2 separate regions of the Homo sapiens genome follow, and region 2 is linked to region 1. Evidence: chromatin loops called from intact Hi-C (ENCODE). Cell type or tissue: mammary epithelial cell. All regions are shown on one strand. Links, peaks and the distances in the headings refer to the core of each region. The heading gives the core; the rest is flanking DNA. Region 1 has its middle 20 kb from the start of RPRD1A. Region 2 overlaps RPRD1A (regulation of nuclear pre-mRNA domain containing 1A).

Region 1 (16,730 bases), core at 7,612-12,611:
TAGGTCTGAGTCCTGTGCACAGGCTGCCTGGAGATAAACTTGCACTGTTAGTTGGGTATGTTGAGAGTGAGAACAGCCTTGCCAACTGGATGGGAGCTGGGTGAGGTCTATTGCTACCAGCTTTCCCCCACTTCCCTGGTGATAGAGGCAGCCATAATCCCCTCTGGAACATAACCCCATTGGTCCAAGAACCGCCTTCCCCATCTCCCACAGTGGCTGCAGCAAACCCCACTCAAGGAGAGTCTGAGCTTAGACCCACCTAACCTTGCCCCCCCCACTTGATGGTATTTCTCTACCTGCCCTGGTAGCTGATCACAAAAGACAAACTCTTGGGAGTTTTATGACCCCACCCATTGCTTGAGAAACCTGAATACTTAACCTGGCCAATTTAGGACAAGCCGATATCCCCCTTCTACTATTGCAGCTGGTGGTCTCTTGAAAGCGCTACCTCCTGTCTAAAGGCCAACCAACTCAGGACGTTACAGCAACTCATGACTGAATGAACCTGCTCCAAGGAAGGAGAAAACAACAGCTAATTCCACTGCCTCCAACATCCTGGCAACTGGTGATCTTGAGTCTGTCCATGTGACAACTTCACTGCTAGCATAACCAGCTTTTGAGAAAGCCAACATACTAAACACATCTACAAGCAAGGACTCTCACAGAGTCTACTTCTCTCCCCTATCACCTCCACCAGAGCAGGTGCAGGTATCTACAGCTGGGAGACCTGAAGACAGATGGCATCACAGGACTCTTCACAGGTATTCTCCAGCAACAGACCAGAGCCAGAGCCTGGTAGCACCTCTGGGTGTCTAAACCAAGAAAAGCAATAACAATTACTTCCTGAAGTCTGGCTCACAGGAAGCCCCATCCCTAGAGGAAGGGGAGAACACCACATCAAGGGACCACCCTGCGGGACTAAAGAATCTGAACAGCAGCCTTGAGTTCCAGATTTTTCCACTGAAATAGTCTACCCAAAATAGGAGGAATCAGAAAAATAATTCTGGTAGAACGACAAAACAAGGTTCTATAACACCCCCAAAAGATGACACTAGATCCCCAGCAATGGATCCAAACCAAGAAGAAATCTTTGAATTGCCAGGTAAAGATTTCAGAAAGTTGATTATTAAGCTACTCGAGGAGATACCAGAGAAAGGTGAAAACCAATTTAAGGAAATTTTTAAAAAATACAAGATATGGATGAAAAATGCTCCAGAGAAATAGACATTATTAAGAAAAAACAATTATAACTTCTGGAAATGAAAGACACACTTAGAGAAATACAAAATGCATTGAAAAATTTCAACAATAGAATTGAACAAGTAGAAGAAAGAACTTCAGAGCTTGAAGACAAGGTCTTTAAATTAACCCGATCAGACAGAAACAAAGAAAAAAGAATTTAAAAAAATAAACAAAGCCTCCAAGAAATTTGGGATTATATTAAACAGCCAAACCTAAAAATAACTGGTGTTCCTGAGAAAGAAGAGAAATCTACAAGTTTGGAAAACATATTGAGGGAATAATTGAGGAAAACTTCCCTGACCTCACAAGTGATTTGGATGTATAGACATCCAAATATAAGAAGCTCAAAGAACACCTGGGAAATTAATCACAAAAAGATCATCATTCAGGCACATAGTCATCAGGTTATCTAAAGTCAAGACAAAGGAAAGAATCTTAAGAGCTGTGAGGCAAATGTATCAGGTAACCTATAAAGGAAAACCTATGAGATTAACAGCAGATTTCTCAGCAGAAAACCTACAAGTCAGAAGGGATTGGGTCTTATCTTTAGCGTTCTCAAACAAAATATCTGCCAGCCAAGAATTTTGTATCCAGCAAAACTAAGCTTTCTAAATGAAAGAGAGATAAAGTCTTTTTCAGAAAAACAAATGCGGAGAGAATTTGCCACCACCAAGCCAGCACTACAAGAAATGCTAAAATGAGTTCTAAATCTTGAAACAAAACCTTGCAAAATAGAACTGCCTCAAAGCATAAATCTCACAGGGCTTATAAAACAATAACATGATAATAATTTTAAAAAACCAAGGTATTCAGACAACGATTAGCCTGGTGGATAGAAGAGTAACTCACATCTCAATACTAATGTTGAATGTAAATGGCCGAAATGCTCCACTTAAAAGGTACAGAATGGCAGAATGGATAGAAATCCACCAACCAAGTATCTGCTATCTTCAAGAGACTCACCCAATGCATAAGAACTCACATAAACTTAAGGAAAAGGGGTGAAAAACGCTATTCCATGTAAAGGGAAACCAAAAGTGAGCAGGAATAACTATTCTTATATCCGACAAAACAGACCATAAAGCAACCAATAGTTAGAAAAGACGAAGAGGGACATTATGTAATAACAAGATCAGTCCAACAGGAAAATATCACATCCTAAATATATATGCACCTAACACAGGATCTCCCAAATTTATAAAAAAATTATTATTCAACATAAGAAATGAGATCGATAGCAACACAGTAATAGTGGGGGACTTCAGTACTTCACTGAGAGCACTAGACAGGTCATCAAGACAGAAAGTCAACAAAGAAAAAATGGACTTAAATTATACCCTAAAACAAATGGACTTAACAGATATTTACACAACATTCTACCCAACAACTGCAGAATACACATTCTTTTCATTAGCACATGGAAAATTCTCCAAGATAGACCATTTGGTAGGCCAAAAACCGAGTCTCAATACATTTATAAAAATCAGAATTATATCAAGTACCTTCTCAGACTACAGTGGAATAAAATTGGAAATTCACTGCAAAGGGAACCCTCAAAACTATGCAAATACAAGAAAATTAAATAATCTGCTCCTGAATGATCTTTGGGTCAAGAATGAAATCAAGATGGAAATCTTAAAATTCTTTGAACTGAACAATAATAGTGACACAACTTATCAAAACCTCCAAGACACAGCAAAAGTGGTGCTAAGAAGAAAGTTGATAACATTAAATGCCTACATCAAGAAGTCTGAAAGAGCACAAATAGACGATCTAAGGTCACACCTCAAGGCACTAGAGAAACAAGAACAAACCAAACCCAAACCCAGCAGGAGAAAGGAAGTAACAAAGATCAGAGCAGAACAAAATACAGTTGAAAGAAACAAACAACTAAAGATAAATTAAACAAAAAGCTGATTCTTTGCAAAGATAAATAAACTTTATAGACCATTATCAAGATTAACCAAAAAAAGAAGAGACAAGATCCAAACAGGATCAATTAGTAATGAAATGCGAGATATTATTATACAACTGATACAGCAGAAATACAAAGGATCATTCAAGGCTACTAGTTTTCATGCACACAAACTAGAAAATCTAGAGGAGATGGATAAATTCCTGGAAATATATAACCCTCCTAGATTAAATTAGGAAGAAATAAAAACTCTGAACTGACCAATAACAAGTAGCAAGATTGAAACAGTAATTTAAAAAATTGCCAACAACAAAAGAAGTCCAGGGCCAGATAGATTCACAGCTGAGTTCTATCAGGAATTCAAAGAAAAATTGGTACCAATTTTACTGAAACTATTCCAAAAGATAGAAAAAGAGGGAATCCTCCTTCAGTCATTCTGTGAAGCCAGTGTCACCATAATACCCAAGGCAGGAAAGGACATAACAAAAAAAGAAAACTACAGACGAATATCCCTGATGAACATAGATGCAGAAATTGTCAAAAAATACTAGCTAACGGCCGGGCGCGGTGGCTTACGCCTGTAATCCCAGCACTTTGGGAGGCCGAGGCAGGCGGATCACAAGGTCAGGAGATTGAGACCATCCTGGCTAACACGGTGAAACCTCGTCTCTACTAAAAATACAAAAAGTTAGCCGGGCGTTGTGGCAGGCGCCTGTAGTCCCAGCTGTTCGGGAGGCTGAGGCAGGAGAATGGCGTGAACCCAGGAGGCGGAGCTTGCAGTGAGCCGAGATCGCACCACTGCACTCCAGCCTGGGTGACAGAGTGAGACTCTGTCTCAAAAAAAAAAAAAAAAAAAAAAAAAATACTAGCTGACTGAATCCAACAGCATATTAAAAAGATAATACACCATGATCAGGTGGGTTTCATACCAGGGATGCAGGGATGGTTTAACATATGCAAGTCAATAAATGTGATACATCACATAAAGAGAATTAAAAAGAAAAATTATATGATCATCTCAATAGATGCAGGAAAAGCATTTGATAGAATCCAGCATCCCTTTATGATTAAAACCCTCAGCAAAATCGGCATAGAAGACACACACCTCAAGATAATAAAACCCATCTGTGACAAACTCACAGCCAACATTATACCAAGTGGGGAAAAGTTGAAACCATTCACCCTAAGCACTGAAGCCAGACAGGATACCCAATTTCACCACTTCTGTTCAACATAGTACTGGAAGTTCTATCTAAAGCAATCAGACAAGAGAAAGAAATAAAGGGCATCCAAATCAGTAAAGAGGAAATGAAACTGTCACTGTTTGCTGATGATGTGGTCGTATACCTAGAAAACCATAAAGATTCATTCAAAAAGCTCCTAGATCTGATAAATGAATTCAGTAAAGTTTCAGGATACAAAATCAATATACACAAATCAGTAGCAATGCTGTACACCAGCAATAACCAAGCAGAGGACCAAATCAAGATCTCAACCCCTTGTGCAACAGCTTCAAAAAAAAAAAGAAAGAAAGAAAGAAAGAAAGAAAAAATACTTAGGAATATATCTAACTAAGGAGGTGAAAAATCTCTACAAGGAAAACTACAAAACACTGCTGAAAGAAATCATAGATGACACAAACAAATTGAAACACATCTAATGCTCATGGATGGGTAGAATCAATATTGTGAAAATACCCATATTGCCAAAAGCAATCTATAAATTCAATGCAATTCCTATCAAAATACCATCATCATTCTTAACAGAACTAGAAAAAAATCATCCTAAAATTCATAGGGAACCAAAAAAGACCCTGCAAAGCCAAAGCAAGACTAAGCAAAAAGAACAAATCTACAGGCATCACATTACCTGTCTTCCAACTATACTACAAGGCTATAGTTACCAAAACAGCATGACACTAGTATAAAAATAGGCAAGTAGACCAATGAAACAGAATAGAGAACCCAGAAATAAAGCTAAATATTTATAGCCAACTAATCTTCAACAAAGCAAACCAAAATATAAAGTGGGGAAAGGACACCCTATTCAATAAATGGCACTGGGATAATTGGGAAGCTACATGAGGAAGAATGAAGCTGGTTCTTCGTCTCTCACCTTATACAAAAAAATCAACTCAAGATGGATCAAAAACTTCAATCTAAGACCTGAAATCATAAAAATTCTAGAAGATAACATCGGGAAAACTTATACACATTTGCTTAGGCAAAGAGTTCACGACCAAGAATCCAAAAACAAATACAACAAAAACAAAGATAAATAGATGGTAATGGCAGATGCAGGCCATCTAGAGTGGCCGCTGCTGTCACATGGGCTACAGAGGGGGGGCGCGGGTGGTAGCGGCAGGAGCAGCTGCAAAAGCAGCAACAGCAGCAGTGGGTCCCCTGTGCCCAGTGTTCCTGAGGCAGCCAACTGCACTGCCCCCACCCTTGCATGGCCAGGCAAGACCTATTCCAGGCCCAGAGGCTCTGCCACTCTGGACCCTGGCCCTGCGTCACTGCTGTCACCTACTGCCATTGCAGGGAAGGCCTGATGAGGTGGCAGAGCTGGGCCTGAGGCCAGCTAGAATCAGGGACCAGCGGGAGCTCCCTGGAGCCTGCCATGATAGGCTGCTATGATGGGGCTGGGTGGAGCCCCCCGCTGTGGGGGAGCAGCACAGTTGGGCATGGAGGGGTGGGCAGAGAGGGGCCCAGCGAGGACCTGGAGCTGCCACCCCAGGCTGCATGGAGGCACAGCTGGGGATGCCTGCATGCTCCATGGTGCAAGCAGGAGGCCCACCCTCCCAGGAGCAGGACTCAAGCTCTCGCACTCTGCACCCTAGATGCCATGGATGGTGGCAGGAGGGAGACAGGCTTCTGGGTGAAAAAGGGTGGATCCCTAGTGAGACCCCACCTTCAGGCCAGGGAGGGCTTGAAGGCTGGGGGCTGGGCTGCGAGTCCTGAGCGCCGGAATGAAAACTTGTGGTGTCTTTTTTCTGGGCCCATCCATGGCCACCCATGGACCAATCAGCACACACTTCCTCCCCTCTGAGGCCCATAAAAGCCCCGGGGTCAGCCAGAGCTGGACAGATGACAAGACGACCAGCTGCAGAGGGGAGGTACCCTCTCTGCTGGGAGCTGAACACTTGTTGGGATGACCTGCCTGCAGAGAGGAGCTACCCTCTCTGCTAAAAGCTGAACATTTGACAGGACACCCTGGATGCAGAAAGGAGCTGCTCCCTGCGGGGCTCCTCTGAATTGTCCTATTGCTCATAAAGCTCCTTTTCATCTTGCTCACCCTTCACTTACCTGCATACCTCATTCTTCCTGGTTGCAGGACAACAACTTGGAACTTGCTGAATGTCAAGGGTAAAAAAGCTGTAGCACAAACAGGACTGAAGCATGCCTCTTGCTCACCGTGTTGTAGGCAAAGAGAAGGAGAGAAGAGCTGCAGCCCTTCGGGGAGCCCATACCTGGGAGCTCCCTGAGCCATAACTATGACTGCCTCTTTGGGGCTCTGTGGTTTCTGGCATCTCCAAGCTTCCGGGTATCACCACGTTCCCCACTGCCAGCCATGGAAGCTGCTTGCAGTGAGCCTGGTCTGGCCACAGCCTCGCAGAGAGCTGGTGCCCATGCCAGCATGTGGAGCCGCCTGCCCCGCTGTAGCAGCTGGCATGTCTGACTGTACACAGTGGCCAGACCCCATGCTTGCTCACATACCCCTCACTGTTCCATGCCTGACTCACCCTTAGCAGACATGGGATCCGGGCCTTTGGGAGGCATGTGATCCAGGCCGGTAGTGTGAGCTGAGCGCAGCCTACCAGGCTGAGTGGGCAAAATGAGCCTAGTGAGTTTGAGCAAAACTTGGGCAAAGGTGCCACCAGCCACAGAGGTTTCTAGCCAAAAAGCAACACTCCAATGATTCCATAACAATGGGACCTAATTAAACTAAAAAGCTTCTGCACAGCAAAAGAAATAATCAGCAGAAGGCTGGACACGGTGGCTCACTCCTGTAATCCCGGCACTTTGGGAGGCCAAGGTAGGTGGATCATTTGAGGTCAGGAGTTTGAGACCAGCCTGGCCAATATGACGAAGCCCCGTCTCTACTAAAACTCCAAAAATTAACAGGGTGTGGTGGCTCATGCCTGTAGTCCCAGCTCCTTGGCAGGCTAAGGCATGAGAATCGCTTGACCCCAGGAGACTAAGGTTGCAGTGAGCTGAGATTGTGCCACCACTGCACTCCAGTCTGGTTGACAGAGTGAGACTGTCAAAAAAAAAAAAAAAAAAAAAAAAGAAGAAGAAGAAAAGAAATAATCAGCAGAGTAAAAAGATAACTCACAGAGTGGGAGAGAATATTAGCAAACTATACATCCAACAAAGGACTGATATCCAGAATCTACAAGAAACTCAAACAAATCATCAAGAAAAAAAATAATAATCCCTTCAAAGAGTGGGCAAAGGACATGAACAGCCAAGTCTCAAAAGAAGATATGCAAATGGCCAACAAACATATAAAAAATGCTCAATATCACTAATTATCAGGGAAATGCAAATCAAAACCACAATGTGAAACCACCTTACTTCTGCAAGAATGACAATAATTTAAATATCAAAAAATAACAGATGGTATCGTGGATGTGGTGAAAAGGGAACACTTTCACACTGCTTGTGGGAATGTAAACTAGTACAATCACTATGGAAAACTGTATGGAGATTCCTTGAAGAACTAAAAGTAGAACTGCTATTTGATCCAGCAATCCCACTACTGGGTACCTACCCAGAGAAAAAGAAGTCATTACATGAAAAAGACACTTGCACAAGCATGTTTATAGCAGCACGATTTACAATTGTAAAAATATGGAATCAGCCTAAACGCCCACTAACTGAGTAGATAAAGAAAATGTGGCATTCTACTCAGCCATAAAAAGCAATGAAGTAATGGCATCTGCAGCAACCTGGATAAAGTTGGAGACCATTATTCTAAGGGAAGTAATTCAGGGTTGGAAAACCAAATATCATATGTTTTCACTTGTAAGAGGGAGCTAAGCTATGAGGACACAAAAGCGTAAGAATGATATAATGGACTTTGGGGACTGTTGGGGGAAGGTCAGGAAGGGAGGGTGAAGGATGAAAGGCTACACATTGGGAGCCGGGCATGGTGGCTGCTTGGCACGGTGGCTAATGCCTGTAATCCCAGAACTTTGGGAGGCCAAGGCAGACAGATCACTTGAGGCCAGGAGTTCGAGATCAGCCTGGCCAACATGGTGAAACCTCATCTCTACTAAAAATACAAAAATTAGCCAGGCGTGGTGACAGGTGCCTATAATCCCAGCTACTTGGGAGGCTGAGGCAGGAGAATCGCTTCAACCTGGGAGGCGGAGGTTGCAATAAGCCAAGATTATGCCACTGCACTCCAGCCTGGGTGACAAAGTGAGCCCTTGTCTCAAAAACAAAAACAAAAACAAAAAACCCGATGGCTACACATTGTGTACAGTGTACACTGCTTGGGTGATGGGTGCACCAAAATCTCAGAAATTACCACTAAAGAACTTTCCCATGCAACCAAACACCATCTGTTCCCCAAAAACTATTGAAAAAAGTATTTAAAACACAAGAGTCAAAAAATAATTTAAACGTTTATGAAGTACAGTAAGCTAAGGTTAATATATTATTCAAGAAAAAAATCATTTTTACACATTTAATGCAGCCTAAGTGTATAGTATTTATAGAGTCTACAGTAATGTCCTAGGCCTTCACATTCACTCACTACTCACTTTCTGACTCACCCAGGGCAACTTCCAGTCCTGCAAGCTCCATTCGTGGTAAGTACCCTATACAGGTGTACCATTTTTTAATCTTTCATACCATATTTTTACTGTACCTTCTCTACATTTAGAAAGATTTAGATACACAAATACCATTGTGTTACAATTGTCTACAGTGTTCAGTACTATAACATACTATACAGATTTGTAGCCTAAAACAGTAGGCTATATGATATAGCCTAGTTGTATCATCTAGATTTGTGTAAGTACACTGTATGATATTTGGACAAAGATAAAGTTGCCTAATGGTGCATTTCTTTTCTTTTTCTTTTTTATAGTTTCTTTTTTTTTTTTCAGACAGAGTTTCACTCTGTTGCCCAGGCTGAAATGCAGTAGTGCAAATATTGGCTTATTACAACCTCTGCCTCCTAGGCTCAAGCGATCCTCCCATATCAGCCTCCCGAGTAGCTGGGGCTACAGGCAACACAACCACACCCAGCTAATTTTTGTATTTTTTGTAGAGACAGGGTTTCATCATGTTACCCAGGCTGGTCTCAAATTTCTTGGCTCAAGCCATCCTCCCGCCTCAGCCTCCTAATGTGCTGGAATTACAGACATCAGCCACCATGCCCGGCCTGGAACATTTCTTAAAAACATATTCTTGTTATAAAGCGACACATGACTGTGCATTCAATGGAAAATTATTCAGTCATTAAAAGAATGAAATTCTGGCCAGGCATGGTGGCTCATGCCTGTAATCCCAACCTTTGGGAAGACAAGTTGGGTGAATCACCTGAGAGGTCAGGAGTTTGAAACTGGCCCGGCCAACGTGGTGAAACACTGTCTCTAATAAAAATACAAAAATTAGCCAGGCATGCTGGCACATGCCTGTAGTCCCAGCTACTCTGGAGGATGAGGCAGGAGGGAGAATTGCTTGAACCCAGGAGGCAGAGGTTGCAGTGAGCCGAGATCATACCACTGCACTCCAGCCTGGGTGACAGAGTGAGACTCTGTCTCAAAAAAAAAAAAAGAAAGAAAGAAAACACGGAAGGAATGGAATTCTGATACATGTGAAAAATGAGTGAACCTTGAAAACATTATCTAAGTGAAATAAGCCAGACACAAAAGGACAAATTTTGTGTGATTCCACTTACATGAGGTACCTCAAATAGGCAAATCCATAGAGGCAGAAGGTAGAGTAGAGCTTAAACAATGGTAGGGGGAAGAGGGGAGGGAGGGAACAGAGAGTTATTGTTGAGTGGGTATAAAGTTTCTGTTTGAGATAATTAAAACATTCTGGAAGTAGATAGTGGTGATGGCTGCACAACACTGTGCATGTACTTAATGCCACTGAGTTGTACGCTTAAAAATGGTTTAACTGGTGGCGGAACATGGTGGCTCATGCCTGTAATCCCAGCACTTTGGGAGGCCAAGGCAGGCAGACCACTTGAGGTCAGGAGTTCAAGATCAGCCTGGCTAACATTTTAGTGAGACCCCTGTCTCTACTAAAAATACAAAAATTAGTCAGGTGTGGTGGCATGTGCCTGTAGTCCCAGCTACTCGGGAGGCTGAGACAGAAGAATCACTTGAAGCCCGGGAGGTGGAGCTTGCAGTGAGGCGAGATCACACCACTGCATTCCAGACTGGGCGACAGAGCAAGACTCCGTCTCAAAAAACAAGCAAACAGAAAAAGGTTTAAATGATAAATTTTATGTTATGTATATTTTGCCACAATAAAAAAAAGAAAACTCAATTTGAAATTGTATTATGGAAATTTCTAAGCATATACCAAAGTTAAAAGTATAATGGACTTCCATGTATCCATCACTAGTTTCAACAATTATCAATTCCTGGGCAAATTCTGCTGTTTTACCCACCACCGTCCCTACTGGATTATTTTGCAGCAATATCCAGGCATTTTATTCTCTGCAAATATTTGAGAATGTTTTTCCAAAATAAATTAAGCATTTTTTTTTTTTGAGACAGTGTCTCACTGTGTCGCCCAGGCTGGAGAACAGTACTGTGATCTCGGCTCACTGCAACCTCCGCCTCCCGGGTTCAAGCAATTCTCCTGCCTCAGCCACTGAAGTAGCTGGGATTACAGGCACGTGCCACCATGCCCGACTAATTTTTGTATTTTTAGTAGAGACAGGATTTCGACATGTTGGCGAGGCTGGTCTTGATCTTCCGGTCTCAAGTGATCCACCCGGCTTGACCTCCCAAAGTGCTGGAATTACAGGCTTGAACCATTGTGTCTGAACATAGTAAGCATTTCTTTACCAAGGATTTCCTATTCCTCCTCAAAACCCACATCAGATATCACCTCCTCTGTAAGACCATTTGTTTCCCATTTCCCTTAGAAGCAGCATGACCCATTCCTCTCTATGAGTATTGACAACTTCTTACCTATCCCTCTGAACCATGGTTTCTCAATCTTGGCACTGCAAGTTGTTCCCCTTATCCTAAATGTGTGGGGCACAGTGGCTCAGCCTGTAATCCCAGCACTTTGGGAGGCCGAGGTAGGCTGATGACTCGAGACCAGGAGTTTGAGACCAGCCTGGCCAACATGGTAAAACCCTGCCTCTAAAAACAAACAAACAAACAAAAATCCGCAAATGATTGGGACCAGAAGTATTAAAGATTTTGGATTTTTTGTGGATTTGGGAACATTTGCATATACATAATGAGATATCTTGGGGATGGGATCAAGTCTAAACACAAAATTCACTTATGTTTTATATATATGCTGAAGGTACTGTAATTTTATACAATATTTTAAATGATTTTGTGCATAAAACCAAGTTGAACCCTCAGAAAGCAAAGGTGTCATTATTTTAGTCACCCAAGTGGACAATTTGTGATTGCTTGTCATTACCATCATTCCTGGCTCTGAATTTATACGCTACCAATAAGCCATCATTTTCTTACACTTATTCACATGTAAGTGCTTAATAGTAAAACATGACATACACATCTGGCATGTGTGGAAAAGATGTATCAAAACTGAAGGGGCCTGGGAAAATCTTTTTTTCCCTTGGGGATGTTAAATAAACTGTGTGTTGTGCACCTGCATTTTGTCTGCAAATCATCATATAAAGTCAGGTATGGATTGTCCACTTGTGGCATCATGTCAGCAAAAATGTTTCCAATTTTGGAGCATTTTAGATTTTGGATTTTTGGATTAGGAATGCTTAACCTGGACTGATTTTGCCAGAGATCATTCTTTGATGTGGGAAGTGGTCCTGTGCATTAGAGGATGCTTCGCAGCAACCTGGCCTCTGTTAACTATTTGTAAGTAGCAAACTCCTCACTCCTTGTGACAATAAAAAATGTCTCCACACATCACCAAATGTCTTATATGGGCAAAATTGGCCCCAGTGGCAACTACTTCTTCAAAACTGCCCTGAAGAACTGCACTGCAGATATTTGCTTCTACATCTGTCTTCACTTCTCTTCTGCGAAATCCTAAAGGCCTGGACAACTTCTTCCTTATCTTAGGATAGCCAGTGACTGATTCTTGCTCAGATCTTCATAGGAAGCACCCTGAAAGGCCAAGGAAGCATTGGCAGATCTTCCTAGAACTTCAGGAAATCTGAGGCCATCACATCTAGCTCTAGCACTCCGTGTGGTGCCTTAATCACTTCTACAATGTCCCCTCCAGATTCTGTAAAGAATTCAAGCAATTGACACTTATCTCCCTGCAGGGGTGGGGGGCTCATTTTTAAAAAGTTTTTATGGTAAGCTGAAGCTTGCTGACTGTCTGACTTTACCCAGTGTCTCAATCCTTTTTTTTTTTTTTTTTTTTTTGAGACATTCTTGCTCTGTCACCCAGGCTGGAGTGCCGTGGCACGATCTTGACTCACCGCAACCTTTGCCTCCTGGGTTCAAGTGATTTTCGTGCCTCAGCCTTCTGAGTAGCTGGAATTACAGGCATGTGCCACCACACCCGGCTAATTGTTGTATTTTTAGTAGAGATGGGGTTTCACCATGTTGGCCAGGCTGGTCTAAAACTCTTGGCTTCAAGTGATCCACCTGCTTTGGTCTCCTAAAGTGCTGGGATTACAGGCATGAGCCACCCATGCCTGGACCCATTGTTCCAATTCTATTCTCTGAATTCTTATAAAATTAGCCTAACTTTACTTCCACATGATAGCCTTTTAGGTTTATGAAGACTACCATTATAATCATTCACTCAATCATTTAACAAATACATACTTGAAAAGGAGAAAAGCAACCACTGACATGTGCAGTTGGCCTGGCTCTATCACCTGGCCCTCTGTGGTGTTAGGAGCTCATCTGGCATCACAGACAGGTCATGGTATTCTTCTGATGAACATAAACAATCTCACAGAGCACCTACATCAGACAAGGGCACTCTATGACCTCGGTAAAGTGAGACAAAAACCAAACCAAACAAAAACAAGACCACTTCATAAATTTTATCCAAGAACAGGAAAAAATAAAGTCACTGTGTAAACCACAAAAATAGCCTCCTCTTCCTGCTAATATAACTGCTGCTTCTTTACCAATTATATCCTTAGCCTTGCTCTCTTCTTCCCCCTTCTAAAAAAAAATTTATTAAAATACCCAATCAGATAATTATTCCTGCTTCCTGGCATCATTCAATTCAGAGCAAAACCTCACTTCCTTGAAACCTCTGCCAAATCACCTAACTTAAGCCCAAATCCTCCTTGCTAACATACCAAGCCATTCCATGGTTCCCCCTCTTGTACATTCTCTTTCATGACAACAAGCCAAAAACTCAACTTGTTCAATTACAGGTATGTTCCTGGTGGTCTTTGGCTGGAAGGCATTGACATACTGAACACCTAATATAAGCCAGGCACTAGGGATAGGGCAATGAATAAAACAAACAAAAATCTGTGTCTCCGTCAGAGCTTCTGTGGAAGTGAAGAGTGAACCAGGTGAAAGCATAATATGGTGTGTTAGTTGTGCTATGTGCCATGTGGAAAAGTAATGTCGAGGAAGGAATATGGCTGTTGGGATTTTGGTTCACTAGGAACAGGCTTACTAAGGTGCCACTCTGAGATCTGAGGGAGGGGACATGTGACCCGTGCAGCTATTTCGGGGTGTTCAAAGAGCGAATGGCCAATACAAAGGCCCTAGGACAGGAAGGTGCCTGGGGTGGCTCAGGAGCAGCACGGAGAACTCCTGTGGCTGGAGTGGGTGATCAAAGAGGAGAGGAGTAGGAGACAGTAAGATGGGGCGTGAGGAGAGAACAATGATCAAATAGGGTCTTATAAACCACTGCCAGGATTTTGGCTTTTACTTTGCATAAGTGAGATGGGAAGTTGTTGCAAAGCGTTGAACAGAAAAATCACGTGGTTTCTTCTTCTTTCTTTCTTTTTTTCCTTTTCTTTCTTTCTGTTTTTTTTTTTTTTTTTTTTTGACAGAGTCTTGCTCTGTCACCTAGGCTGGAGCACAGTGGCATGATCTTGGCTCACTGCAGCCTCCGCCTCCCGGGTTCGAGTGACTCTCATGCCTCAGCCTCCTCAGTAGCTGGGATTACAAACACATGCCACTATGTCCACCTAATTTTTGTATTTTTAGTAGAGACAGGATTTTGTCACATTGGCCAGGCTGGTTTCAAACTCCTGACCTCAAGCGATCCTCCCACCTCAGCCTCCTAAAGTGCCGGGATTACAGGCGTGAGCCACTGTGCCCGGCCCAACATTTTTTTTTTTTTGTAAAATATCTTTCTAGCACACTACATTGTTTATCTATTTAACTTACTTCTTGTCCGCCTATTCTTTTTTTTATTTTTTTTGTAAAGACAGGGTCTCGCTATGTTGACCAGGCTGGTCTTGAACTCCTGGCCTCAAGCAATCCTCCTACCTCTGCCTCCCCAAAGTGCTGGGATTACAGGAGTGAGCTACTGACCCCAGCCTCTCTGCCTATTCTTACTAGAATAAACGTTCAATGAGAGCAAGGATTTGGGTCTATTTTTCTAATTAACAAACACTGCACAGAACAGTGTCTGGTTATAGTAGGGGCTCAATAAGTACTTGTTGAATGAATAGTTTTTGGATCCATTGTGACTTTTGTCTCACATCCATGAGCATGCTCCTTTGGCAGTGTTTCTCTAAAATGATCAGGGGATGTTCCAGCCAAATTCTGGAATAGTAGGATGTTTCTCCTTTGTTCAAACCCTGGCATTTTATGGTGCAGCCCAGCAAGCCTAGCCTGTTTGGCAGGCATATCAGCCACTTCATGCCTCCCTATCCAGAACCTTGTACTTTTCCTGCGAAGAAGAAAATCTACAGTCAGCCAACCCCTCGTAGCTCAGGATATGTGCTGTATCTCTAACAGTGGAATCACACATCTCATAGGAAATGGAGAAAAAGGACATCAGACATCCGACTGCAAAATCTCTTTTAAGAAAGGATGTCCCCAATAAAAGAACAAAGAAAGGAAGGAAGGAAAGAAGGAAGGAAGGCAGGAAGGCCCAGCTTGGGCAACATAGCAAGGTCTCATCTCTACTAATATATACATAAATAAATAAAACCGGCATGGTGGCGTGCACCTGTAGTCCCAGCTACTCAGAAGGCTGATGTGGGAGGATTAATTGAGTCTAGGAGTTTGAGGTTGTAGTGAGCTATGATTGTGCCACCTGCACGCTAGCCTGGACAACAGAGTGAGACCTTGTTTAAAAAAAAGGAAAAGTAAAGATGCCAAACTTGAACTCCCAAATTTTCAACTTTGGAGACCGTAGACAGGAGTTTAAGTTTCTTCTGTGGCATCAACTAGCTCTAGGACTTTAACCAAACCAATTAACCTCTCCAAACTTCGTTTTAGTCATCTGCAATATGAAACTAATAAGGCCTATATAGTAAGGCTGTTATGAGGATTGGGTAGAATTATGTAGAGGACTATAGTAGACCTTAGTAAATGCTATTTTTTCTTACTTCATAATCTCTTCCCATTTGCCAAATGTTTTCGGCTAAGATGAAGTGGGAGTAAAAATTAGCTGGGCGTGGTGGTGAGTGCCTGTAATCCCGGCTACTCAGGAGGCTGAGGCAGGAAAGTCACTTGAACCCGGGAGGCGGAGGTTGCAGTGAGCCGAGATCATGCCATTGCGCTCCAGCCTGGGCAACAAGAGCGAAACAGCGAAACTCCGTCTCAAAAATAAATAAATAAATAAATAAATAAATAAATAAATAAATAAATAAAGGACAACTGTGATATCTATTCTTTTGTATCTGGCTTTTCCCACTTAGCATATGTTTTCAAGGTTCATCCATGTTGTAGATAATTTTTTGTCTACAACGTTTTTGGAGATAAATTTGTTTTGTCTACAATTTTTTGTAGACAATTTTTAAATTGCATTTTCTTGTATGAGTGAGATTGAAATCCTGTAATATGTAAGCTTTTATATGATAAAAAGCCATTTGCGTCTTTCTCCATGACCACTTAATTCATGTTTGTAGTCCATTCCTCCTATCCAAGAATAGGAAATAACTTTACATGTACTCAAATATTTTGGCCCATCAGCAGCATTTGAGTTTCTCTTCACATACTTCTTGCACAGTTATGTTAAATAAAACTAGTTCTTTAAATTTACACCAAAAAAATAGCTAGTAATTGAACACTAGTAGCATCATTTCTAAATTAGTCATCTTCTCAATTTGTAAAATTTGAAGTTGTGTTAAAATTCCACAAGGTGGCAGACTGGTTCTACTAAGTTGGGCTTACTGCATGGGTTTAAATAACATCCTAAATGTGTTATATGCATTCAATGGAATAGTATTTAGCTTTAAAAAAGTGATATTCTGACACATGCTTCAACATAAA
Region 2 (16,730 bases), core at 6,011-11,010, 72 kb before region 1:
TTTCACATTACTATAATTTTTTTTTTGTATTAACTATTTCCTAGGGGAAGTTCTTCCCTTTGAGCTTTCTTTCTTATGTATTGTCTTTCCAAAAATGCTTAGTGGTTCAACCACCTTTACTTAAAGTACAGACTGTATGAATAACCTACTTGGGCCGTCAGTAGGATGGAAAAGATTCAACATGGATTATCCCAGCAACTGGTTTTCCATATTGATTATCTCAATCACTCCTGGCCCTCATCAGCCTGGAGAAGATACTGCCCTTTTCCCCCGTTCCAAGCTCCAACACAGGCAGACTCCTCACATTGCTACCTGGCCCAAGAAAGGAGGATATGGAGGGGTTTACCCGCCATTCCACTGCAATGGAGTCACTGTGTGTTGTTCCAACCTCCTGCTTCTAGGTGTCTCACTTCTGACATGGAACGTTTGTGTGAATGCTTCCACCTTTACAACAGTACATGCTAGGATGTGAAATCTTTAACTCAATCCTGTCACTGTTCCATCTTCTGTGAATACTGCCTATTCTGGGGCACCCACAGCATTTCTTCTCTTATTAGGGCAGAGATATTACATATACAATTTCTTCATTTCCTATGTCTCTATTTACTTCATCAATACTTATCTTTTTGGCAATCTTTATCAACCATTATGAATAGAACTTACTGTGACAATGGAAATGTTCTTTATCTGCATTACCCAACATGGTAGCTAACAGCCACACGTGGCTAGTGAGCACTTCAAATGTGCCTACTGCTACTGAGAAACTGGATTTTAATTCTTATTTAATTTTGATTAAGTTAAACAGCACATGTGGCTGGTGGCTGCCTAGTGAACAGTGCAGCTCTGTAACTCCACAGTGCACCCTCTCAACCCCTGCATTTCATCTGTCTCTCCCCCATTTCATTCCCGTCTCCATTTCATTTCTCTCCCTTCATTATATCTATCTTTGCCATCAACAGACATGTAATGTAGTATGTAAGATATATTTACATACATCTTTGTAATATATGAATTTTGTATACTATATAATATGGTATGATATGTTAGTTATTTAATATAAGGACAGAATATACTGTTTTATGTAATTCTTTATTATATTCTAACATATATTCTCTTTTCTATAAATTCTAGGAAAAGCTGAAGATGGTCAGACCTGGTGGCACACACCTGTAATGCCAGCACCTTTGTGAGGCCAAGGCAGGTGGATCGCTTGAGCCCAGGAATTCAAGACAGGCCTGGGCAACACAGCAAGACCTTGTCTCTATAAAAAAAATAAAAAATAAAAATAAAAATAAAAAAAAGATCAGTCAGGTGTGGTAGTGTGTGCCTGTAGTTCTAGCTTCTTGGGAAGCTGAGGTGGGAGGATTGCTTGAGCCCAGGAGCTCAAAATTTCAGTGAGCTATGATCGTGCCACTGCACTCCAGCCTGGGCAACAAACAGAATGAGACCCTGTCTCAAAAAAAACAAAACAAAACAAAAGCTGCAACTCAGTCTAACACCTTAAAATAGAAGTTAAGGGTAGGACATCAATGTCTTTTGTTTTCTCTACAAAAGAGAGTGAAAATCTAAATCAGGCAAGGAAATGGCACAAACACCACTTTAATTGTATCCAAGTGTCCTAACTTCATCAATCATATTTGAGAATACTGGCAGGTGGGGGAATATGGGGAGGAGAAAACACTTCGCACCAACTTGATTTCTGAAACAACTACTTCCAAGAAATCATGAAGAAGTGCCAAAAGGGTAAACAGCAAATACTTTATTACCTCCAGTTGAAAGGAGATAGATTTCATAAACAGCAGACAAGTAGGCTTGACTCAGATAAGCCAGAATCTCAAAAAACTGATTCAACATATTGTTTAAAACTTGGGAACCCAGTTGCAATCACTGAGATACTAAGATTTAACTAGCAAAACAAACACTTCCTCTTTGGGAGGACCACTGCGCTATAGACATAAAAATACTACAGACATCTGAAAACTCAAGAATATCCCCATAAAACTACATAATTTCACTGGTTAAACGCTAGAGATATGCTAGCTAGAAAATCTCCAAGTTTTTTTTGTTGGGGGCTAAAACCTCTGAGGTATTTACTGTATGTGTGGCAGTTTTAAGCACCCAACTCACTTAAATCCCATAATAACCACATAAAGTCGGTACAATTATTATCCCTATTTTACAGACAAGGAAACAGAGGCCAAATGTGTTGTCCAATGTCACAGAGCTAGTAAGTGGTGAAGCAGGACTGAAACTTAGGTAATACTGCTCCAGAGTCCCCACTCTTCACTACAAAGCTAATCTGCCCATCCAAATGTTAACTAATTTAAGACCAAAGTCAACCAGGAAAAGTTAATAACCACTGTCCTCTTTTCTGGCCTTATATCTTCAACATGTAAAAATATTTTATTTTTTTCTATAATTAAAATATATTCTTAAGAAATCAGCAGAAGAAACAAAGCCAACAGAGCCAAAATAAGAAATGACAAAAGTCAAGTTTTTTAAAAACTCGACAAGCTAAAACATTGATTCAGCAAGATAAAAAAGATACATATATTTTAAAAACTAATTATATAAGAACCTGATGAACATCTCCAACATTAACAATGGCAGATGTTAAAAAAGAGAGGTTTGAGATAGTCCCAAAATTAACACAAGCAAAAAATGCCAATGCCAAAAATGTGCACCTTCCACAAACAAAAAAGCTCAGGGCCTATAAGTAAAATAATAGCTTATATGCAGCAAAAATAAATGTCATAAACTATTTATGCCACAGTAAAGATTTTGTAAGAGTCCACCCTTGTCTACAATTTCACCTTCCATGATTTCAGTTACCTAAGATCAATCTTGGTCCAAAACTATTACATGAAAAGTTCTAGAAATAAACAGTTCCTAAGTTTTAAATTGCATGTTGTTCTGAGTAGCGTAATTACATCTTACATAATTACATCTTTTTGTCCATTCCACCCAGGACAAAAATCATCCCTTAATCCAGCATGTTGTATATGTTACCACCCCCATACAATGTGACTGTATAGAAACAAGAGTACAGTCATACACTGCATTACATTTTGGCCAACAATGGACTGCATATACAACAGTGGTCCTGTAAGACTATAATGAAGCTGAAAAATTCCTATCACCTAGTGACCATTCCTATTGCCTAGTGTAGCCATCCTAACATCATAGCACAATGCATTACTCATGTGTTTGTGGTGACAGCCATGCTACCAGTTGTATAAAAGTACAGTACAATTATGTACAGTATATAATATTTGATAATGAAAATAAATGACTTCGTTACCGGTTTATGTATTTACTACACTTTTTATTGTTAGAATATACTCTATAAAAAAAAGTTAACTGTAAAATGGCCTCAGGGCCTTCAAGAGGTATACCAGAAGGCATTATTAGATACACAAATACTTACCAGTGTATTACAACTGCCTACAGTATTCACAACAGTAACATGCTATAGAGGTTTGTAGCCTAGAAGCAATAGGCTATACCATAAAGCCTCAGTGGGTAGTAGGTATACCATCTAGGTTTGTGTAAGTGCATGCTACAATGTTCACACAATGAAAAAATGCCTAACTATGCACTTCTCAGAATGTATCCCATCGTTAAGTGACACATGAATATATACAGTGTATAAGGTTCAGTACCACCAGAAGTTTCAGGCATTCACTATGGGTCTTGGAAAACATGCCCTGAGGATAAGCAGGGGACTACTGCATTTACTGAAGTTTGTTTAAATAGTCTCTATTCAAAAGAATAATTAAAGATGTAAAAATTCATTAATGTTTATTAGTAGGCTAATTAAACAGTATTTTGCATTTACATTATATAGGTCCGAACATTCCTACAAGACTTTGCCAAACTCTGAAGGTGTGAATATTTTAGTCATCACTCCAAATCATTTTAACAAGGACAGCTGTGACTGCTGTGGTTTCCAGAGGTACAGGGAGGATTCAGGGAGTACAATACCAGAATAATTGGATGGCGGGGTTGGTGTGCTGGCAAAAATAGAGGCAAGGTCCCAGTCAGATCTGGGCTGACTCAGCAAATTCTGGCACTAACATCTACAACTCCTGATTCCTTCTTGACTTGACCTGAGTTGTACAATCTGTGAACTAGCCAAGCAAACACAATGATAAATCCCTTTCTTCAACAGAGACCACAAAAATCTGACAAAAAAATCTAAGTTCCCAACATTAGACAAGCAGAGTTCTCATGCAGTAAGGAAGAATTAGTATAACAAAAAATGGCAACAACAAAACCATAGGAAATAGTGAAGGAAAATGAGAAAAGTGAGGCAAAACAAAAGATGAGCAGCGTGAAGATTCAGAACATTCAATATACCTATAATAAGATTTAAGAAAAAAACTATAAACTGAGAAGCAAAAATAAAAGACAACTTGGGTCTTCCCAATATAAGGGCACATCAAATATCAAGCAAAATTAATGAAAGACCAATATCCGAGATAGGTGCTAGTCAGTTTAGGATAAAGGAAAAAAATACAATATCTAGGCCAAAAGACAAAAAGATATTCAGTGAAGCTGTTGTCCACGGGTGAACAGGAAGGAGAGCCACTCTCAGACATGCAAAGACCTGCGCCATTTTTGTTGCTCTTCATGACATCTTTATTTTTATCCTTTATTTTAAAATATTAAAATGTAATTTTTCTTTTTTCTGGAATATCTTTACAAGTAAAAAAAAGTTTTTTTACATTTCTGACACATGAATCAAGTAAAATTTTATGTGAGAAATAATGCATGAATAACGATAATGAAACAGTAAAACGTTTCAAAAATAAAATTTCTTAAACACCAACAAAATGATCTATCTAGAATCCTATAAACAAAACAGGTCCATAAAAAACCATAAGGAAGGAGTCTGAGAGAAACTCAGATAATGGGATATTGTTTCAAGTCATGCATTTTCAGTATTTGTGGTTTTTATTATCTTCCTGTGATTTTTGGTACTCCACATTTTCTCCACAGTGTGAGTATATAAATATACACACACCTACATACACATACATATATAAAAGAATATATGTATTTGGACAAATATTTTTTGCTAATTTCTTTAAAAAGCTTATAAATTTCTATTACTGCCAGCATGTGTCATAAATATTAAAAATAAACAAATAAAAAAGCATATAAATTTCTAGCAATTGTCCAGAAGATAGAACAGACTACTCTCAAAACAGTATGTTCCCTTTACACCAGAAACTTCCAAGCGGAAGCTGGCTAAACTATCTCATCTTTCAGGAAATATTCCAGAATCATTTCCAGTAAAAAGTCAGTTAGATGGTCTCCAAATTCTTTCTAGTTCCCGACTATAACAAATATCATCAACCTAAAATGACACCATCACTTACAACAGAAAACAACCTGATTTTAAAATAGGCAAGGCTGGGCGCCATGGCTCACGCCTGTAATCCCAGCACTTTGGAAGGCCAAGGCAGGCGGATCACGAGGTCAGGAGATCGAGACCATCCTGGCTAACACACGGTGAAACCCCGTCTCTACTAAAAATACAAAAAACAATTAGCCGGGTGTGGTGGCGGGCGCCTATAGTCCCAGCTACTCGGGAGGCTGAGGCAGGAGAATGGCGTGAACCTGGGAGGCAGAGCTTGCAGTGAGCCGAGATCGCGCCACGGCACTCCAGCCTGGGCAACAAAGCGAGACTCCGTCTCAAGAAAATAAATAAATAAATAAATAAAAATAAAATAGGCAAAGGACTTGAATAGACATTTCTCCAAAGCTAAACAAATGGCCATAAGCATATGAAAAAGGTGTTCAATATCATTAATTATTAGGGAAACGCAAATCAAAACCACAATGAGATACTACCTAATATACATTAGGATAGCTACTATCAACAAAGACAGAAAACACCAAATGTTGGTGAGGATGTGGAGAAAATGGAACCCTCGTGCTCTGTTGGTGGGAATGCAAAATGTTGTAGCACTATGGAAACCAGTATGTCAGTTCTCAAGAAAATTTGAAAATAGAATTAATGTATAATCTAGCAATTCAACCTCTCAGTAAATGCCCCCAACAAGTTGAAAGTAGGGTCTCACATACACACACACACACACACACACACACATATATACACATATATACACACACACACACACACACACACACACACATTCACATACTTTTTTTTTTTTTTTTTGAGACAGAGTCCCACTCTGTCGCCCAGGCTAGAGTGCAGTGGCGTGATCTCCGCTCACTGCAACCTCAGCCTCCCGGGTTCAAGTGATTCTCCTGCCTCAGCCTCTCAAATAGCTGGGACTACAGGTGCCAGCCACCACGTCCGGCTAATTTTTGTATTTTTAGTAGAAGCAGGGTTTCACCATGTTGGCCAGGCTGGTCTCAAACTCCCGACATAAAATAATCCACCCACAAAGTACTGGGATTACAGGCGTGAGCCACCATGCCCGGCCTCAAAGATATTATTTGTACACCAACAGTCCATAGCAGCATTATTCACAATAGCCAAGAGGTGGAAGCAACCCAAGTATACAGCCATGGACAAATGAAAACATGCAGTGTATACATTCAATGGATTACTATTCGGCCTTAAAAAGGAAGGAAATTCTGACATGTACTACAAATTGGATGAACCTAGAGGGCATTATGCTAAAGAAATAAGCCAGTCACAAAAAGAGAATACTGTATGCTTTCCCTTATATAAGGTATCCGGAATAGCCAAATTCAGAGACTGAAAGAAAAATTGGTGGCTGGGTGAAGGCGGAAATGAGAAATTGTTGAATGGGTAGGTACAGAGTTTCAGTTCTGCAATATGAAGAGTTCTAGAAATAAGGTGCAAAATCATGTGAATATAGTTAACACTAGTGACCTATATACATTTAAAAATGCTTAATATGGCAAATTTTATGTGTATTTTACCTGAAGTTTTTTAAAACAGTAAAATAAAACTATACCATCCCTGTGCACCCAGAATTTGGTCTACTAGTTACTTTCAATCACTACATACATTTAAGTAATCTGATAAAAGGCAAAGAGAAAAAAACTATGTAAAATAAATGCTTCTGATACTTATTACCAAACTGTCCTCCACAGAGTGGACCAAATGAATTTACATCAACAATATGTTAAGAGTTCCCATTTCCACAACCCCATGTCATTACAAAGAATATCTTTTCTTTTTTCTTTTTTTTGAGGCAGAGTTTCACTCTCGTTGCCCAGGCTGGAGTGCAATGGCACAATCTTGGCTCACCGCAACCTCCACCTACTGGGTTCAAGCGATTCTCCTGTCTTAGCCTCCCGAGCAGCTAGGATTACAGTTGCCTGCCACTACACCCAGCTAATTTTTGTATTTTTAGTAGAAACAGGGTTTCTCCATGTTGGTCAGGCTGGTCTTGAACTCCTGACCTCAGATGATCCGCCCGCCTCGGCTTCCCATAGTGCTGGGATTACAGGCATGAGCCACCGCGCCCGGCCTGTTTTGTTAAAACTGTAACTAACTCAAGCATGAAAACCATATCTCCTTTTGCTTTTTTTAAATTATTTTACTTCTAGGAATTTATGAGAAGACTATCACAGATAAGCCAAAACTTAGTTGAAGGGTGATTCAGAGCAATGTTTTCAGTATCAAACTGGAAGTAACATAAATGCCAAAAGGTGATTTAAAGCACTGTTCTTCAATAGCAAGGAACTGGAAGAAATATAAACGCTAAACAGTTAGCTGGCTAAACAAATACTACTTCCATAGAACAATGTAATTTAGCTATTAAATGAGATTTATAATCACATGAAAATTTTTATAGTAAATGTGCAAAAAGACACTATATAAAATGACATGTACAGTCTGATTCTATCCTTCTAAATCTTGCCAAAAGGTATTCAATGGGTGATAAAAATTTTGGATGGTATCTGCATGTGCTTATCAATGGTTTTTCAACTATGATAAGCATGTACTACTTTTGCAATAAAAAAAAAAACTGCCAGGTGCAGTGGCTCACACCTGTAATCCCAACACTCTGGGAGGCGAGGGCAGGTGGATCACCTACCTGAGCCCAGCAGTTCGAGACCAGCCTGGGCAACACGGTGAAACACTGTCTCTACAAAAAGCACAAAAATTAGTCGGGAGTCGTGGCACTCGCCTGTAGTCCCAGCTACTCGGGAGGCTGATCACCTGAGCCCTGGGAGGTCGAGGGTGCAGTCAGTCATGATTGTGCCACTGAGCTCCAACCTGGGTAACAGAGTGAGACCTTGTCTCAAAACACACACACACACACTTCACTGCTACCACCCACTGTAGTTCAGGCTTTTACTGCTGAGCACATTTTTCTAATTAAGTTGCATCTGGTCTCCCTACTGCTAATCTCTCTCCAATCTAATCCACTCAACAACTATAACCATTTTCAGACACTGCCAACACCACCACTCCTTTCTTCCCTTTGGCCTGTTATCAACCTCTACTGGGCCTGACATTCAAGTGCCCTCCACAATGTGGCTCCAAACTACTTTTCAATCTCATCTCACTTCTAAGAACTGATACAGTAACAACAAAATGTAATCTTTGTTAGCAGTTTATTAAGGACTTCGTCTCAAGAAAGCGTAACTGCCTATATGCATCATTGTTTTAACCATCAGAGTTCTATGAATGCCTCTCTTGACAGTAATTAGCATTAGTATTGATATTACATTTCCATTCCATGAATGAGTGAACAGGCACAAAGGGCAATAGAGTGTAAATTCCTCTCTGTTACATACTTTAACGTAAAAGAATGAACACTGGCTTAAGGACTCTGGTTTCATCTGTAGCTCCCGCTCTTCCACTAGATGGCACTATTACTCTTTACAAATTCAGTACTTATACAATGCTAAGGATTACTACTGTTCATTTCTTATTCACGTTATTCTCACATATTGTTAGTGTTATTCTCCTACAGAAGGGGAAAAAATGCAAGCTGGTAAAATAATTTTACAATTTCAAGACGATAATTTACTCCTTTGTTCAAAATGCTCAACTGCAGCTCTACAAACTGCATGCCTTGAACACACAGCCCACTTAAGACTTTTTAAGTACTGGACTCTGCTAAAATGATTTAACCAATTATGTTGGATATAATTTTATTCAAAATCCTCAAGTGTCTTTCAATCATTTTTATTTATTAAAGTATCATTCTTTTCTGATTTAGCTACAAGTAAGTTACCAATTTTAAATATATACCTCTTCCAAGTTACACTTTTTTTTTTTTTTTTTAAAGAAGGAGTCTCGCTCTGTCGCCCAGGCTGGAGTGCAGTGGCGCAATCTCGGCTCACTGCAAGCTCTGCCTCCTGGGTTCACGCCATTCTCCTGCCTCACACTCCCGAGTGGCTGGGACTACAGGCGCCCGCCACCACGCCCAACTAATTTTTTCTATTTTTAGTAGAGACGGGGTTTCACCGTGATAGCCAGGATGGTCTCGATGTCCTGACCTCGTGATCCACCCGCCTCGGCCTCCCAAAGTGCTAGGATTACAGGCGTGAGCCACCGCTCCCAGCCCCAAGTTACATTTCTAATGGCATTCATTTACTTAACACAAACACCTGAGTGCCTACCAGGAGACAGAAACTACTCTAAGCATTGAGGGCATGGTAATAAATATGAAAAACAAAACAAGGTTCATCTCATGAAACTCACATCCTAGTGGCAGGTGCACATGAAAACTAAGTATATAAAGTATTAATAGAAAGAATATGGAAGAAAAACAAAAACCAAAATGACAATGTAATACAGTTGGGAAGAGGGGGCCAGAGGAATGAGTAGATGGGACCAAAAGAAAAGGATGTAGGACTCTCTGAAGACTTGACATAGGAATATAAACCTGAGTGGAAAAGGAACCAGCTAAGGAAAGAGCAGGAGGCAAGAGCATTCCAGTCCCTCTCTGTTAACAATCAGCAAAGCAAAAAGCTCTGATTTTAGAACATGCTTGATATACCTGAAAAACAAAATGCAAGCCAAGATGATACAAGATGAGGTTAAATGGTGTCTGAGTTCAAAATAAGATCCAAAAGTGTAATGGGGACCATTGATTTTTTTTTTTTTTTTTTTTTTGGAGACAGAGTCTCGCTCTGTCGCCCAGGCTGGAGTGCAGTGGCGTGATCTTGGCTCACTGCAAGCTCCACCTCCCGGGTTCACGCCATTCTCCTGCCTCAGTCTCCCGAGCAGCCGGGACTACAGGAGCCCACCACCACGCCTGGCTAATTTTTTATATTTTTAGTAGAGATGGGGTTTCACCGTGTTAGCTGGGATGGTCTCGATCTCCTGACCTCGTCATCCACCCGCCTCAGCCTCCCAAAGTGCTGGGATTACAGGCATGAGCCACCGCGCCTGGCCCATTGATGAGTTTCTAAAGAGGAGTGTGATGGGATCTGATTTCTTAAAAGATCCATATGGTTGCAATGATGTAGGGAGATATGAGAGGGAGCAGAAGATCATCTTATAAGCCAGGTAGTACATGACAACCACTTAGACAGGGGTGGTTTGGCAGCAGTTATGAAACATGTATGTTACAGTTCTACTTAATTAAGACATAAAAAGTCTTCCATTTATATGATAGAGCAAACTCATGTTTATCTGCTCCCTCCCAATAAGTCACTAAAATAATAAAGCAATTTACACAGGCAGAAATCCACAAGCACAGAGGAAAGTGGACCACAGCATACCAATGTCAAGAACCTGTTGGACGGCCGGGTGTGGTGGCTCACGCCTGTAATCTCAGCACTCTGGGGGACCGAGGTGAGCGGGTCACCTGAGGTCAGGAGTTTGAGACAAGCCTGGCCAACATGGCAAAACCCTGTCTCTACTAAAAACACAAAAATTAGACAGCCGTGATGGCGCGCACCTGTAATCCCAGCTACTCAGGAGGCTGAGGCAGGAGAACTGCTTGAACCCAGGAGGCAGAGGTTGCAGCGAGCTGAGATCACGCCACTGCAGTCCAGCCTGGGTGAGAGAGTGAGACTCCATCTGAAAGAATGGAAGGGGAAGGAAAGGAATGGAAAGGACGAACCTGTTGGAAGATGAGGACAGCTGCAACAGGAAATAATGACCGAAAGTAATGTAATTCATCCTGAGGAATTCTGGATATGTTCCGGACTTTGCAGTACCAGTCTCCTTAATATGTAATGATAAGTCTTAAGGTTGACAAGAAGGATCAACTAAAACTCTACACGAATCTGGTAAAACCCTTATCCCATATAACTAAAAGATGGAAGATAAGAAGCTCAGCAAAAGAGTGTGCGCATCTAGGGACCCAAATCACAGTGCTAAGAGGTAAAAGCACTGTTCAAAAAACAGATGTCCTATGTTATCTAACCAGCAAATCTGGTGTGTTTTCCTCTGGAGAAAATGAATGGCCTTGGACAGAAGGCTTATAGATAATATTCAGAAATCATCAAAGAAGGCAATAAGACTGGTTAACAGGATCAAGTCTTTAACATGAATCAGCAATTTCATCTTTAGAAATTTATCAGAATTATTAACGGATCAATATGTGAGTGAAAAGTTAACTGAAGAGATGTTCTCTGAAATTCTGTTAAGAATAGAAAAGCAATAAAAATAAATAGTCTGAGCAACACAGCAAAACCTCATCTCTGCAAAAAAATAAAAAATTGGCCAGGCATTGTGAGGTACACTTGTAGTCCTAGCTACTTGGGAGGCTGAGGCAGGAGGTGTGTGAGGTTACAGTGAGCTATGATCTTGCCACTGTACTCCAGTGTGGATGACAAAGTGAGATCCTGTCTATTTAAAAAAAAAAAAGTAACAGAGAACAGAGCAGTTAAATAAATTATCATACATCCATATATTAAAAGGAAAACAATGACATGTAAGATGCATATAATGTATTACATGAAAAAGAAAGGACAGAAAATGCAGAGCCCATAAACAGGGCTAAGTCTTTTGCTTAAGTAACTTTTTCCCTTTGATGGAAATAATTACTTGTATTATCAACAACTAAAAGATTACACGATTCCTGAAAAAACTCAGTTAAACATAAAATATTTTAGGACAATATTTAGACCTCAAAAATATAAATTAAGAAACTAGTCACATGCTTCTTTGAAACATCCACAGAGCTGCATCTTACCAAATTCTAAATTTAAATCAAATACAGCCATACCTCGTTTTATCATGCTTCATTTTAATACACTTTCAAGATACTGTGTTTTCTTATAAGCTGAGTTTGTGGCAACCCGGCACCAAACAAGTCTAGAGGTACCATTTTCCCAACAGCATGTGCTCACTTAAGTGTCTGTCAAATTTTGGTATTTCTTGTGCTATTTCAAACTTCACTATTCTTATGCATTATGGTAATCTGTGATCAGTGATTTAAGACAGCAAACTTAATCCACACACATTGTGTTCTCACTGCTCCACTGACTGGCTGTCCCTGTCTCTCCCTCCCTATTTGCTGAGACACAACATTGGAATTGGGCCAATTAAGAATCCTACCATGGCCTCTAAATGTTCAAGTGAAAGAAAGAATCATAGGTCTCTCACTTTAAATCAAAAGCTAGAAGTGATGAAGTTTAGTGAGGAAGGCATGTCAAAAGCCAAAACAGGCCAAAAGTTAGGCCACTTGCACCAATTAGCCAAGCTGTGAATGCAAAGGCAAAGTTCTCGAAGGAAACTAAAATCGCCACTCCAGGCCTGGTGTGGTGGCTCATGCCTGTAATCTTAGCACTTTGGGAGGCTGAGGCAGGAGGACTGTTTTGAGTCCAGAAGGTCAAGACCAGCTTGGGCAACATAGTGAGACCCTGTCTCTACAAAAAAATTTTAAAATTAGCCAGGCATGGTATCACATGCCTCTACTTCCAGCTACTCAGGAGGCTGAAGTGGAAGGATTGCTAGAGCCCAGGAGGTTGAAGTTGCAGTGAGCCGTGATCAAGCCACTGCACTCAAGCCTGGACAAGAGTGACACAATATCTCAAAAAAAGGTGGGGGGCTACTCTAGTGTACACACAAAGAAGAAAGCTAAACAGCCTTACTGGTGATATGTAGGAAGTTTCAGTAGTCTGGATAGAAGATCAAACCAGCCACATTCCCTTAAACTAAAGCCTAATTAATCCACAGCAAGGCCCAAACGCTCTTCAATTCTATGAAGCCTGAGGGAGGTAAAGAAGCTACAGAAGCAAAGTTTGAAAGTAGCAGAGGTTGGTTTATGGAAAGAAGCTGTCTCCGTAACTTCGAAGTGCAGAGTGAAGCAGCAAGGGCTGAACTAAGAACTGCAGCAAGTTACCCAGAGGCTCTAGCTAAGGTCGTTGATGACGGTGGCTACACTAAACAACAGATTTTCCATGTAGAAAAAAGAGCCTGGTACTGGAAGAAGATGCCACCTGGGACTTTCATAGCTAGAGAGAAATAAATGCCTGCCTTCAAAGCTTCAACAAACAAGCTGGCCCTCATTAGGAGCTAAAGTAGCTGACGACTTTAAGTAGAGGCCAATGTTCATTTACCATTCTGAATAATTCTAGAGTCCTTAAGAATTATGCTAAATTTACTCTGCCTGTGCTCTATAAAAGAAACAAGTATAGATGACAATACATCTATTTACAGCATAGTTTACTGAGTATTTTAAGCCAACTGTTGAGACCTGCAAAATATTACTATTGGCCAGATGTAGTGATTCCCACCTGTAGTCACAGCACTTTGGGAGGCCCAGGTGGGAGGACTGCTTGACCCAAGAGTTCAAGACTAGCCTGGGCAACACAGCAAGAACTCTTCTTTACAAAACATTTAAAAATTAGCCAGGCATGGTGGCACACACCTGCAGTCCTAGCTACTTTGGAAGCTGAAGCAGGAAGATAACTTGTACTCATGAGTTCGAGGTTACAGTGAGCTGTGATTGCATGACTACTCCAGCCTGGGTGACAGAACAAGAGACTGTCTCCAAAATAACAATAATAAAAAATTACTATTGACAACATACCTGGTCACCCAAGAGCTCTGATGAAGATGTACAATGTGACTAGTGTTCATGCCTGCTAACACGTGTTCTGCCACTTATAGATAAAAGAGCAATTTTGACATTCAAGTCTCACTATTTAAGAAATACATTTCGTAAGGCTATATAGCTGCCATAGTCATTCCTGTGATGAATATCGGCAAAGTAACTGAAAACTTTCAGAAAATGATTCACAATTCTAGATGGCATTAAAAACATTCATGATTCATGGGAGGAGATAAAATATCAACATTAACAGGAGTTTGGAAGAAGTTTACTCCAATTCTCATGGCTGACTTTGTGGGGTTCAAGACTTCAGTGGTGAAAATAACTGTAGATCTGCTGCAAATAGCAAGAGAACGAGACACAGAAGTGGAGCCTGAAGATGTGACTGAACTGCTCCAATCTCATAAAACTTGTTGGTGAGGAGTTGCTTCTTATGGATGGGCAAATAAAGTGGTTTCCTGAGATGGAATCTACTCCCAGTGGAGATGAAATGACAACAAAGGATTTACTTGATAAAGCAGTAGCAGGGCTTGAGAAAATTGCTTCTAATTTTGAAAGCAGTTCTGCTGTAGGCAAAATGCTATCAAATGTACTGCATCCTACAGAGAAATCTTTCAAGAAAGAAGTCAACTGATGCAGCAAACTTTATCACTGTGTTAATAAACTGCCATAGCCACATCCTTCAGCAATCACCACCCTAATCAGTCAACAGCCATCAATATCAAGGCAAGACCCTCCACCAGCAAAGACTATGACTAACAGAAGGCTCAGATGATTAGTCTTTTTTAGCAATGAAGCATTTTTAACTAAGATACGTACATTTTTTATATGTAATTTTATATGTAATCCTAATGCTTAGACAACAGTAAAGTGTAATTGTAATACTTAGACAACAGTAAAGTTGTAAACATAACTTTTGTATGTACTAGGAAACAATGTCAAAGTCAAAATGTCATTTTAATTCTCCTATTCATGTATGCCTTCCAAGATAATAAGCTAACTGAAAAACAGTTTATGCAATACTTTCAACTTCATAATGGTAAAATGATTCCTATAGCAATCCCTAAATATTATAAATGTAAACTAAAGTTATTAATAGTCTATTTTAACAGTTATCTCGTGTGTGTGTGTGCACGCGCACGCGCGTGATGGAGTCTCGGTCTGTCGCCCAGTCTGGAGGGCAGTGGTGTGATCTCAGCTCACTGCAACCTCCACCTCCCAGGTTCAAGTGATCCTGCTGCCTCAGCCTCCCAAGTAGCTGGGACTACAGGCACCCACCACCACACCTGGTTAATTTTTTTTTTTTTTTTTTTTTAAGTAGAGATGGGGTTTCACCATGTCAGCCAGGCTGGTCTTGAACTCCTGACCTCAAGTGATTCACCCAGCTCAGCTTCCCAAAGTGCTGAGATTACAGGCGTGAACCACCACACCCGGCCCAACAGTTATCTGCTTCTGCTTAGTAACCAACTATAGTCAGAAGTTTCAAAAATAATGATTGTCTTAAAACACAAATTTTAAACCACTTCATGTTTTCATTCATTACACATGCTTTAATAATGGCTTCCTTAAGAAATATGAAATGGCCAATTCCCGAACTGATACTTTAAATTTATGTTCCATTATCAAAAATGCAGCAACAAATGACACATCAGTATCTGGTCAACCACTGTTAATGTTCAAAGATACACAATAGATGAAAATTACTTGATAGTATCACAGCTGATTCAGAAAACATAAATCTTCACCTCTCAGTCTCAACTTCAAAGTGATGCCACCTACTTGGTACAAAAAAGTCTAAATATCTCAAATCATTTCCACATCTTCTACAAAGGAATAACATAGTTCTAAGTGATAATTTACAAAGAGTTCTGTGGAATAACTTTCAAGTTTATTTCTGTACTTGTAAAGAGTATTTACTTGTTAAAAAACAGCTGAACATAATTGAGGTGATTTCTTCTTTATAATATAAAATCCAGTTATGCAGAAGAACAACAAAAAAAGTTCCTAGAAGGCTTTATTTCAAGACAGTGATTACCTCTGAGAAGAGAGGGAGCAGAAAAAGTTGGAAAAAATAGGACTTTAGCATTTGCTTTAATCTTAGATTTAAGTAAAAACAGGAAGCAATGTGTCTTTTTGATGAAGTGCACTGGCTCTGGAGGCAGATTCTCTGCGTTCCAAACAACTCACTAGCTCTTTGTGACCTTAGGCAAGTTACTTAATCTTCCTGTGCCTCAGTTCTGTATCTATCAAATGTGGATAATACATCCTGCTGTGTAAGATTAAATGAGTTGCTTATGTGAAGTGCCTAGAATAGTACCTGACACATGAATGTTAACATTATTATTATCATCAGCCTCATAATCTATGACTGTCAACTATGAAATGTGGCTGGAAGGCACTGGGGGAAAAGGGGGTTGTGGGGAGTGGCATCTGATCTATTTTCTACAGTTACACTTCAAATATAAATTCTGTTTTTGTAAACAGTGACAAATGACCATCATCATAAGTGAGAAAGTATAAAGCAGAATAAAGTTACAGTCTTCTCTTCAATTTTCAAAAACATGAGACAATACAGGCTTCAGGGTTTGATATTTATTTTTAGCAGGAAGAATATACTAATGGTGACGACATCGTTAGAAGATACGCCCATGTCCAATATCTGCAACAGAAGCTCAATAGAAGTTAAAGAAACCATACTAAAAGACTAAAGACAAAAATTGTATGACATTACTTACCCTTAATTCTGTGGAC

What was found. Hi-C counts contacts between places; a loop is a spot of excess contacts. Peaks named below come from ENCODE experiments on the same cell type or tissue, not always from the same donor. Only the 100,000 strongest peaks of a DNase experiment are listed, where the experiment ranks them.
Region 2: it touches region 1 in a loop (6-fold over the local background); 29 of 110 quality-filtered maps call a loop at or near these places.

The regions. Positions count from the first base shown.
Region 1 is chr18:36,079,513-36,096,242 of GRCh38, forward strand. No RefSeq gene overlaps it. Among named protein-coding and RNA genes, the nearest start is that of RPRD1A, 20 kb to the left of the region's middle. RefSeq lists enhancers at 5,137-5,691, 6,800-7,353. In mammary epithelial cell, for the core only: no CTCF peak of the experiment used is centred there; DNase peaks (open chromatin) are centred at 8,939 and 9,719; H3K27ac peaks cover 1,390 bases.
Region 2 is chr18:36,009,041-36,025,770 of GRCh38, forward strand. The region is part of intron 6 of RPRD1A (regulation of nuclear pre-mRNA domain containing 1A); the gene reads right to left. Among named protein-coding and RNA genes, the nearest start is that of RMP24, 45 kb to the left of the region's middle. RefSeq lists a silencer at 16,006-16,300. In mammary epithelial cell, for the core only: a CTCF peak has its summit at 8,819 (motif pointing right); no DNase peak of the experiment used is centred there.